Regions from separate parts of the Homo sapiens genome. Here region 1 is linked to region 2. Evidence: chromatin contacts called from ENCODE Hi-C or POLR2A ChIA-PET data. All regions are on one chromosome and are shown on one strand. The core of a region is the stretch at or near the end of the contact, and the rest is flanking DNA. Distances in the headings are between cores, read along the strand shown.

What was found. Hi-C counts contacts between places; a loop is a spot of excess contacts on that map. ChIA-PET counts read pairs that join two places held with the same protein, here RNA polymerase II (POLR2A). Pooled maps may share reads with other maps.
Region 1: POLR2A ChIA-PET joins it to region 2 with 10 read pairs in HepG2. The contact joins the promoter of WFDC12 here to the promoter of TOMM34 in region 2. A Hi-C loop is called at or near these places in 2 of 50 pooled maps. POLR2A ChIA-PET finds 5 or more read pairs at or near these places in 3 of 52 experiments (HepG2 and activated T-cell).

The regions. Positions count from the first base shown.
Region 1 is chr20:45,122,102-45,127,731 of GRCh38, forward strand. It overlaps WFDC12 (WAP four-disulfide core domain 12), which reads right to left and starts at 2,364. Exons shown (of 3, transcript NM_080869.2): 1 at 2,268-2,364; 2 at 2,006-2,164; 3 at 1,324-1,842. The coding sequence starts at 2,346. The coding sequence ends at 1,745.
Region 2 is chr20:44,959,147-44,964,227 of GRCh38, forward strand. It overlaps TOMM34 (translocase of outer mitochondrial membrane 34), which reads right to left and starts at 1,251. Exons shown (of 7, transcript NM_006809.5): 1 at 1,061-1,251. The coding sequence starts at 1,187. LOC124904912 (a long non-coding RNA gene) reads left to right here. Exons shown (of 2, transcript XR_007067599.1): 2 at 1-391. It overlaps STK4-DT (STK4 divergent transcript), which reads right to left. Exons shown (of 3, transcript NR_038341.1): 3 at 4,648-5,081. RefSeq lists enhancers at 180-269, 1,050-1,099, 1,110-1,199 and a silencer at 1,430-1,509.

The DNA.
Region 1 (5,630 bases), core at 1,114-3,613, 160 kb after region 2:
GTGACTGGTGGTATCCATTACCCTTCATTAGTCTACATTTTCAATTTTCCAGGTTACAAGTATTTTATTGTTCCATGTGAACCTAATGATCATTTTGTTAAGTTGCAAAAACAAACCCTTGTTTTTATCATAAAATGTTTTCAAAAATGCACAAAAGAACAGCAAATACTTTTATGGAGCCTACATACCCATCATCCAGATTCAACAATGAACCATTTTACAAGAATTCCTTCATGCATATCCCCACCCCTTTTTTGGCTGAAGTATTTTAAAGTAAATCCAACCGATCTTATACTTTACCTTTAAATACTTCAGTGTGCATCTCTAAAAACTAAGGACACTTTCTCACATAATGACAATCCTACTGTTACACCTAAGAAAATTAACTGCAGTTTCTTAACATCATCTAATATTCTATTTGCATCTTGTTTTTCTTATTGTCTCAAAAGTGACTCTATGGTTGTTGGTGCACATATTGCATTGGCTGTAATGTATCTGAAGTTTCTTTTAATCTAGAACAATCTCTCCAACTCTTTTTTATTCTCCTTTCCTCCCTCCTTCTTCTTCTTCATGCTATTGACTTGTTGAACAAAACAGACAAATTGTTCTTTAGAATGTCCCATGTTGCTTCCCTGTGATGTCTTTCATCTTCTTTGTCCTTCACATTTCCCATAGATGAATGCTAGCTGTAGAGGCTTGGTGAGGTTCATGCTCAACTGTCTTGGCAGGAGCCCTTCTTGAATGATGCTGTGTGTTTTGTGTTGCATCACCTCAGGAGGAACGGAGGTCCGCTTTACCCATTTTTAGCATTGTGGAGACAGATTAATGTGTTTTCGGTGTGTACCTGAATCCTCAAGTTGTAAACTTGTGTTTTCCCTCTTACAAACTGTAAATATACCACAGGGTGATGAAATGGCACCCTGTAAATATTCAGAAGCCATGGATAATCATTGCCAGAATCAATTATTTCATTAGGGTTTGCAAAACCCAGTGGGTTTTAATTTTAATTATATTTCAGGTATAAATTATGCTGACCAAGGTGAACACTTTGAGGAGGCTTCCTGCTTGGGGAAGAGCATATCTTTTAAAAAACATTTATTTATTTATTCTGTAGAAAAGTTTAGTCTATTTATCCAGATCTTTTAAAATGTCATTTAATAAAGTTTTAGGGTTTCCTTTCAGAAAATTTCTGTACATCTCTAGATTTATTTGTAGGTATTTTATATTTTATTCACTTTGATAATGTTGAATAGGATTTTTTTTTTTTACTATTAGGTTGTCTTAGCAGGTTTGGGCTGCTATAACAAATTACCATAGACTGGGTGGATTATAAACAGCAAATATTTATTTCTTACAGTTCTAGAGGCTGGGAAGTCCAAGATCAAGGCACCAGCAGATTCAGCATCTGGTGAGGACCAGTTTCTCTTCTCTGACAGTGCCTTCTAGCTGTGATCACACATTGCAGAAGGGCAAGGCAGCTCTTTGGGGTCTCTTATAAGGGCACTGGTTTCATTCATGAGGGGTCCATTCATGAGCATTAGGGAGGAGCACCAGGTAGAGAGGGAAAGTACCGTCCCTGGGGTCTGGACTTTTTGTGACTCTTCCCTCTTTTTGGGGAAAAGGACTTCAAGCTCAGGTTTTCTTTGGTGGGGTTGGGTATTGCTTCTTCCATATTCCAAGTCTCAGGACCCTCAGGGGCAGGTGCCAAGTGAGAGTGACCCCCAGAGGTAGAAAGGACCCAGCATCATTTCTGAGGACACCTGGTAGAGGAGGAGCCTGGACACTTGGCCTCCCATCCTGGCTCAGGGTATGGCCTTGACACATCTTCATCCTTGTTTCCTCCTTTGGACAATGGAGATGTTCAGACTAGGTGGTCTCTGAGGGCCCTGCCAGCTTTAGCCATCCCTCCCCACACCAGCTAAAGGGACTAATTCCTCCGAACTTTCATGGGTCAGATAGAGGCAGGGAAGGGACAGCCCCAGCCCTGGGAGGCAGGTCTCCTTACCTTCTTCCAGTTCCTTCACAGGAATCACACACTTGAAGCCACAGTGCAGGTAACAACACTTCCTTTCCCCCAGACAGTCCTGGTCTGTGTGACACTGGGGAGGATCGGACTTGAAGCAGCGTACGTTGTCAGCTGGGCAAACCCCTGCTTTCTCTATACCTAGTGGAGGAAGCCACAAGGTGATATGAGAACTCCAGCCCCAGAGGGCCCCTCAGGACCTCTCCCCAGCCCAGCCCCACCCAGCTCCACCATGTCTGCTCACCCTCTTTAACTCCTTCCACAGCCACCAGGGTCACAAGAACGAGAGACACCATGAGGACCAAGAAGCTGCTGGACCCCATGTTGCCAGGCAGGTGCTTGGCTGGGAGCTGGGCTGAGCCTGGCTTTATAGTGTTCCTGCTGGGCATGCCAGTGGGTGGAGCTGAAGGCTCAAAATGGCAAGGGAGGCTGCACTTCCCAGCTCTATTTGGAAATGGCCCCTTCTGAGGAGGGACTTGGGGCTTTCCCTAAGGCTCTGCACTGGAATAGATGAAGAAATCCAAGAGCGACCCTCGTTCTTCACACGAGGAGAAGAAATGGACACGTGATTGACCATTAGGCGCCACCAGGGCCAAACTATCTTATGGAAGGAGGAAAAGAAGCACAGAAAGGGCATGAAATTACTCAAGTTCACACACGAGGCAGTGGCAGGGCCAGACTTCCTCAACTCCACCGTGTTCTCTATCAGTCCCTCTTCATGCCTGATTCACCTGGGACCAAAATCTTCCCTCCTTCCTGTGCTGCCCCGGACTTGTTCTCAGTTCTCACCTCACCCCAAGGAAGAATCTGAATGGCAGTGCTTAAAATGTCTGTCCTGAACATTCACTCTCAGCCTTGCGCTCCAGCACCGTGTGCTCCTGCCCCCCGCCAATCTCATGTGGCCTGGAGGAAAGCAGATTTTGGACCTGTCACCAGCTGTGTGACTTTGAAAGCAGCTTCACCTTTCTAAGCCTCCGTTTCCTCATTCATACAATGAGCATAATAATTATACTGTATCATCTTCATAGGATTTGTTTTCCCTCCTCTGCCCCTGCATCCCCCAAATTCCTGGATTTGGAAGAAGACATGGACGTGTGTGCGTGTGTGTGTGTGTGTGTGTGTGTGTGTGTGTGTGACCAGGCTTTTGGGGTCCTTTCTTTGAATGAGTACTAAAGGGAGGAAAATCCTTCCTGTTGGAAAAGTTGCAGATATAAGCCCAGAAACTCCAGAAATTTGGTCCTGGCCCTGGTGAGAGAGAAATTCTGAGAAGATAAATCTAAGATGCTGATAAAAAGAGATGAGAGATGGACAGGGAGTAATTTAGAGGATATCTAGTCCTTCACTAAACTTTTTCCTGAGATCAGCCCCACTCATACCCAGGGTTATGTTACCACCCAATACATTCACCTTTCTGCCTAAGCTGGTCTGAATTGGATTTCTGTCATTTACTAACAGGACCCCTGAGTAATGCAAAGATTTGGGTTTGGGGTGTTCCACATCCTGAAGTGTGGAAGGGACTGAGTTGGGGTTAAGTGGAGGCAGGGAGGATACCTCCATTCCTGGAAGTGAGCCTACTCCTTATTAGGTGGTGAATCTTTGGTTACAATCTCACCAGTCATATCACTGGACTCAGATCATTTGGATACCAGGGATGGAATCTGGGAAGTTCATAAACAAATACTAGAATGTTGGAATGTATTGGCTATTTCCTCCTCCACCTTTTTATTATGAACTTTTTAAACATACAGAAAAATTGAAATAACAGAACAATGATACTTGTATACCTACAACTGGATTTAACAATTATTAATAGTTTGGGATATTTTAGAATACCTATAGCTACATTTGTTGAAATATTTGAAATGAAATTGAATACATTATGTTCCTATTTCCTAAATACATCAGCATGCAAATTCTAAGAATAAGGATATTCTTCAATATAATCACAAAGCCATTATCATATCTAAGATAATTAATAGTTTCTGCATGTCATCTCATAGCCAGTTCATATTTGTTTCTCCGGTTCTCCCCAAAATGTCATTTGTAATTGACTGTTGATGATACTTCTTTAAAAAAAGTATTGTAAAATAAATCCTACATATGAAAGAATGTAATCAACATTCTATACCTTTTGAAAAAGAATAATAAACACCTATGAACCTATCAATTTAGAATAGGACATTACCATCCCTACTTCAGAGGTAACCACTATCTTGAACTTTCTGTTAATCATCCTCATGTTTTCCTTTAAAGTTTTGCTCTCTTGCTATGGCTTGCTTAGTGATACGTGTTGTTTAATTTCGTGTAAGCGTAATTATGGCCTAAGTATTCTTTTGTATTTTGCATGCTTTGCTCAACACCGTGTTTTTTTAAAAAATTGTGGTAAGAAATATATACTATAAGACATGACCTCTTAACATATTTTTAAGTGCATACTAACAGTATTGTTAATTGTGGGCACAGTGTCATACAGTAGGTCTCTAGAACTTTTTCATCTTGCATGACTGAAACCCACTGAATAGCAACTCCCTATTCCCCCCACCCCCAGACCCTTGGAACCACCATTCTGTTTTCTGCTTCTATAAGTGACTACTTTAGACACTTCATAAAAGTGGAATTATGCCATATTTGTCCTTTTGTGACTGGCTTATTTTGCTTAGCATAATGTCCTTGAGGTTCACCCATGTTGTAGCATGAGATAGACTTTTCTTCTTTTTTATGGCTGAATAATATTCCATGGTATGCATATATATGTACATGTATATAATCTTTTTCCTTCCCTCATTTATCTGTCAATGGGTCAATGCACATTTAGGTTTCCATTTCTTGGCTATTGTGAATATTGCAGCAATGAACTTGCAGGTGCAAATATCTCTTTGGGATCCTGATTTAAATTCTTTTGGATAAATACCCAGAAGGGGGATTGCTGGATCATGTGATAGCTCTATTTTTAATTTTTTGAAGAACTTCCATACTGTTTTCCGTAGTGGCTATACTCCTTTAAATTCTCACTGACAGTGCACAAGGGTTCCAAATTCTCCACATTCTCACCGGTACTTGTTTTCTTTTTCTTTTCTTTTTAAAATAAAAGCCATCCTAACAGGTATGAGGTGATCTTATGGTTTGATTTTCATTTTCCTGATGATTAGACATGTTGAGTATCTTTTCACATACCTGTTGGCCATTTGTATATCTTCTTTGGAGAAATGTCTGTTTAAGTCTTATTCACTTTTAATTGGGTCTTTATATTTATATGTGTGTGTATATATATATATATATGCATATGTACACACACATATATATAATGAAAAAGAAAAGAAATAAGTATTAGAATGGGAGACGAGAAAAGCCATTGTTTGCAAATGATGCAATAATAAAAACACAAAAGAAACTACAGATACATCATGAGTTAGACAATTTTTCAAGATTAGCTGACACAAAAATCAATATATAAAAGTCAGCTGCTTTCTATACACTAGAAATATTGGTTAGAAAAATGTAATACGTTAAAAGCAATAACATGTAAAATATTTAGTAATAAAGGCAACCTGTGAGATGGGAAAAATATTTGCAAACTACCTACCAGATAAGGGGTTAATTTTCAAAA
Region 2 (5,081 bases), core at 1-2,500:
GATCGTGTCTAAAATGTCTAGCACATGGTAAATCACTCAAGAGATGCTAGCCAAGAAAAGGAAAAAAAGGAAGGCGGCAAAGGGAAATAGGTACTGAACGGTGACTCACAGAAACCAGGATCCAAGGCTCCTTTCAAAAGTCAAGGCTTTAACCAATGAGGGTTTCTGATTAAGTCACCCTGGAGAAGGGGCTTTGGGCAAAGGTCTGCGGTATGCTGACGAAAGCTGGACGCTGGGAGAACTGGTAAGAATATGCTATTCTTCTGTTTCAAACTCTCCAGTAGCTTCCCATCCAGCAGCTTTCATGCCAAGCTTCCAGTTTGGCATGAAATCCGAACTCCTTAGCAGAGTTTACAACACCTCCACAATAAATAAGGGTCTGCCTTCCTAACTGACCTCATGTCTTCCTATTCCCTGCCCTGGCTCACTATGCTTTGACCCCTGAAACACACCATGTTTATATCGTCTTGGAGGGGGGGCCTTTCTCATTGCAGTTCACTTCAGGACCGAAAACCTTGTGCGCTTGGCTTCTCATCATTTAGACATCACCTCAAATATCACTTCTTTACAGATGTTGCCCTTGATCTCCCACTCCAGTCAACTCTATCACATCACCCTATTTGTCTTCTTCCTAACCCTGATTATCCCACAGGTCTCGTTTACTTACTGACTCGCTTAAGACTCACGTCCTCCCCACCGCCCCCACAAGAATGCGCTGTCCTTGAGAGAAGGGACTTTTTGTGTCTTGTTACACAGGCGGTATATAACAGCTACTCAACAAATACTAACTGAAAAATGAATTGCTGCGGGGGAGGAGGGTTTAGCTTTCTTCTCAGGGCTCAGAACGAGGCCTAAATAACTTAGGATGGGGGCCAACAGGGCAGTTAACAAGCAGGTGGAAAGAAAGGGCCGAGGAAGTTTCTGGTAGGATGCCGGAGTCGGAAGGGGCTGGAAGGGTGGGAGGGCCGGGCAGGACTGCTGGCCGCCGCGCGAGGCCCGGGCGGTGGTTGCGGGAGTTGGAGGAGCAGGCCCGGAGGTGAGATGGGGGCCGGGGTCGTACCTTGCGCCTGCAGCACCCGCAGCGCGCGGCCGTAGAGCGCGGAGGCCTCGGCGTACTGGCCGTTGCGGAAACTCTCATTGCCGGCGGCGCGGAGCTCCTCCACAGAGTCTGGGAATTTGGGGGCCATCCCGTGGCCAGGCCGGCGAGTTGGGAGCTCCTTCCTTCCTCCCCCGTGTGGTGCGGCACACCTTCCGGGCGCAAGCGCCGGCGGCGAATATCTCCGCCCAACAGCGAACCCGCGGCGAGGGGGCGGGGCCTGCGAGACCTGGAGGCCCGGAGCGTCCCGCCCTCTGCGCGTGCTCGGTTTGGAACTTAGGCTCCCTTGCACGCGGGGCGGCAGCATGCTCTGGGCTCCCTGAGTTGCTAGAACGCCGTGGATGACGCAGGGAAGGAGGCTGGCCCCGCTATCAGGGAGATTATGTCCTAGTGGGGTCCCCACAGGCAATTAACTGATAAGCAAACGAAGACTCTCATTTCATGTGATTAGTGCTGTAAGGAAAACAAAACAGGATAATGCAATGGAAAGTGACCACGTGTGGGCTATTTTAAATAAGGGGATGAAGGAAGGCCTTTCTCAGGGGGTAATAGTTGAGCTGAGACCAGACAAGATTTAGGGAATGCTGTTCCAGCCAGAGGGATGGTAAGTGCAAAGGTTCCAAGGCTAGAAAGTACCTGGTACCTAGTGCTCTATAGATATTTATTTAATAAATTAATGCACAGGTGGATTGATGGTGTCAAAGTCAACATATAGAGATGAATCTCTAAAGTTTAAATATTTTATTTGGCAATCAAGAATTGCAATTCAGGGCTTACACACAGACCAGGTTGTCTTTGGTATGTCAGAAGAACAAAGAGAAGGTTTGGAGATTTTTATAAAACAGAAATGTTACATATTGCTCTTCAAGGAAGTTTACAGGCACTAGTAAAGTGGGGGTTTATCAGCTTCTTGGGGAGCTGGCAAGCTTTGATTGGTAAGTGATAGTGGTGGATAAAACTCAGAATTGTAGCAGGCTGTTTCAGTAGCTATTAGATAAAACTGGTTTTAGGTTACAGCAGGCAGTTTTAGCAGCCAGGCTTGCAAAAAATTACTTTTTTGGAGCAATGTTATATGCCCTGAGTATTTGTTCCCCTGGCTTTTCAATTCTGTCTTAGTTGGATATGACAAGAATGACCCAATTCGTATGATCAGCTTTCAGAATGGATGAAGATCTTTCACAGAGTGTGACTTCAATTTATCTCCAGCCTCATCTGACGACTCTATGTCCCACGCATTGCTATCTACACACACTAAATTCTTGCTTCCTAGCCTTTGCTTGTTATCTCCTTCTCCTGGATTTTTTTTTCTAAATACTTTTTCTCCTGCCTAATCCTGAATTAACTTATAACATTCCATTCAAACATCATCTTCTCTGAAAGCCTTTCCTGCTTCCAGCCCCCTCCCCACCCCCCACTATGCTCCCTTTGCTCCCTATTGGTCTCTAGCTTTATCCCTAACTTTGCATTAGTCACCCTTTGATTGCCAGTTTGTAGTTTTCCTTAAACACTGCGAGGTCTTTAATGGCAGGAAGTGGGTCCTTTTTATCTTTGTTTATCCAAGACCCTAATAGGGTCTGGCATCCAATAAAAGTCATTGATTGATAAAGATCTAGTCTCTACCTTCAGGAATTCAGTTATAATGATCTGCATACACTTAACTCCACCAGACTATAAGCTTTCTGAGGGCTGGATGGCTGTTCCATCTGAAATGCTTCCCCTTGCCCTCTGCCCCGACCAAGGATGAACACTGACTGTGGTGGGAAAACCAGATGAGGCCCATGCTGCTGGCTGGCTACTCAGTGACTTCCATCTTTGCTTCCAGGAGCCTGAATTTTGCCTGAGACTCTCCCAGCCTGGGGAAGTGAATCAGGATTGCTCTAAGCCAATTAGAAAAATGTCATTTTCTCTTGCCAGTGATTCATCAAGGGATGCACATGTGATGCTGATCTGGGCAATGAGATAAAAGGGAGTCTGAGGCTGGTCGCAGTGGCTCACATCTGTAGTCCTAGCACTTTGGGAGGCCGAGGCGGGTGGATCACAAGGCAGGAAATCGAGACCATCCTGGCTAACACAGTGAAACCCCATCTCTACTAATAATACAAAAAATTAGCTGGGGTGGTGGCACGCACCTGTAGTCCCAGCTACTCAGGAGGCTGAGGCAGGAGAATAGCTTGAACCCGGGAGGTGGAGGTTGCAGTGAGCTGAGATTGCACTGCTGCACTCCAGCCTGGGCGACAGAGCAACACTCCGTCTCAAAAAAAAAAAAAAAAAAAAAAAAGAGTCTGCTGAGTGTTTATGGGAAAGGTTTCCCTCCCCATAACAGAGAGGTACTGGGTCAAGTAGCCATTCTTGCTCTTTTTCTGCTTTGGGTAGTGCTGGGTTAAGGATATGATACCTGGAGGTGTGGCAGTCATTTTGCAACCATGAGGCAATAAACACAAGTATGAAAAGCCAACATGCTGAGTAGGATGGGAGGGGAAAAAATGAAATAGATATTGCTGAGTCATTGAATCAACTGCTGACTTATTAGCTTATTAATAAACAATAAAGGCAAGGTGTGGTGGCTCACAGCTGTAATCCCAGCTCTTTGGGAGGCCGAGGTGGACGGATCACTTGAAGTCAGGAGTTTGAGACCAACCTGGCCAACATGGTGAAACCCCATCTCTACTAAAAATACAAACAGTAGCTGGGCGTGGTGGCATGCGCCTGTAATCCCAGCTACTCAGGAGGCTGAGGCAGGAGAATTGCTTGAATCCAGTGAGCCCAGATCACTGGGCTGCTGTGGTCCATCCTGGGCAATACGGCGAGACTCTGTCTCAAAACAAACAGTAAATGCCATGGTGCTTTAAGCCAACATTTAGATGTTTTCACTTGCTTGCAGCTGAATATTTCCTGAGTGGTTTATCGGATAAGTGTAGCTGTGGCAAATTTTATTTTCCAAAAATGGCCCCAATAATATTTCTGGTTCCCCAAGCTCTTCCAGACCCTTGCCACTGCCCTATGAGGAGGTGGAGTCTGCATCCCTTCTCCTTGAAACTGGGTGGGCCTTTGTGGCCCCCCTCCACAGTGGTAATGACATTAAGTATCTTCCACTAAAAGGCACTGCAGCATCCCACTTGGCTCTCCCTCGGGAACATGCTTTAGAACCCAGGCTTTATTTTGTGAGGAAGCTCAAGAAAAATGGAGACGCCCCTAGCCTTCAGACCCAAGTGAGCTTCCAGCCAACAGCTAGCACCAACCTGTCAGCTGTGTGAAATGCCTTTTGGACAGGGCTGATTGATCCTGATTGACACCATAAACAGAGATGAGCCTTCCTGCTGAGCCATGCTCAAATTGTAGATTTCTGAGAAGAAAAAAAGACTGTTGTTCTATGCCTATAAACTTTGGGGTGGTTTCTTACACAGCAGTCAATACCTGGAAATCCCTTCCTGCAGTGCTTCCTATAAATGCCAGGACTGATAAAAACAGTACTGAAATAATTTGAAGGAGGGACAGATGAGAGGGTCAGGGGAGGGACAAGGGAACAGAGAAGTCTTCTGGGAAGAGGTGTCTTTTTTTGTAAAATAGCTTTATTGAGATATAACTCACATATTGAAAGTGTACAATTCAATGCCTTTTAGTATATTCAGAGTTGTATAACCATTACTACAACCAATTTTAGAACATTTTCATCACCCCAAAATGAAATCTCACACCTTTTAATCATCCCCTCCAATTCACCTATGCTCCCTTCCACCAGGGCCTTAGACAACCACAAATCCACCACAGGATTTGCCTATTCTGAACATCTCCAAACCTGCCAAAGCTATGCCATTAAAAGGCACTACAGCAAAGAGCATCATGCAACTTGCATCACACTGGGGGCCTGGCACAGAAGTGGCGGTGGTGGCACCAGGCAGGGCCTGATCCACGGGGTCCAGGGTGACCATGTGGGTCATGCAAATGGCATTACACAAATATGCCATGCTTGGCTAAGTTTTTTGTA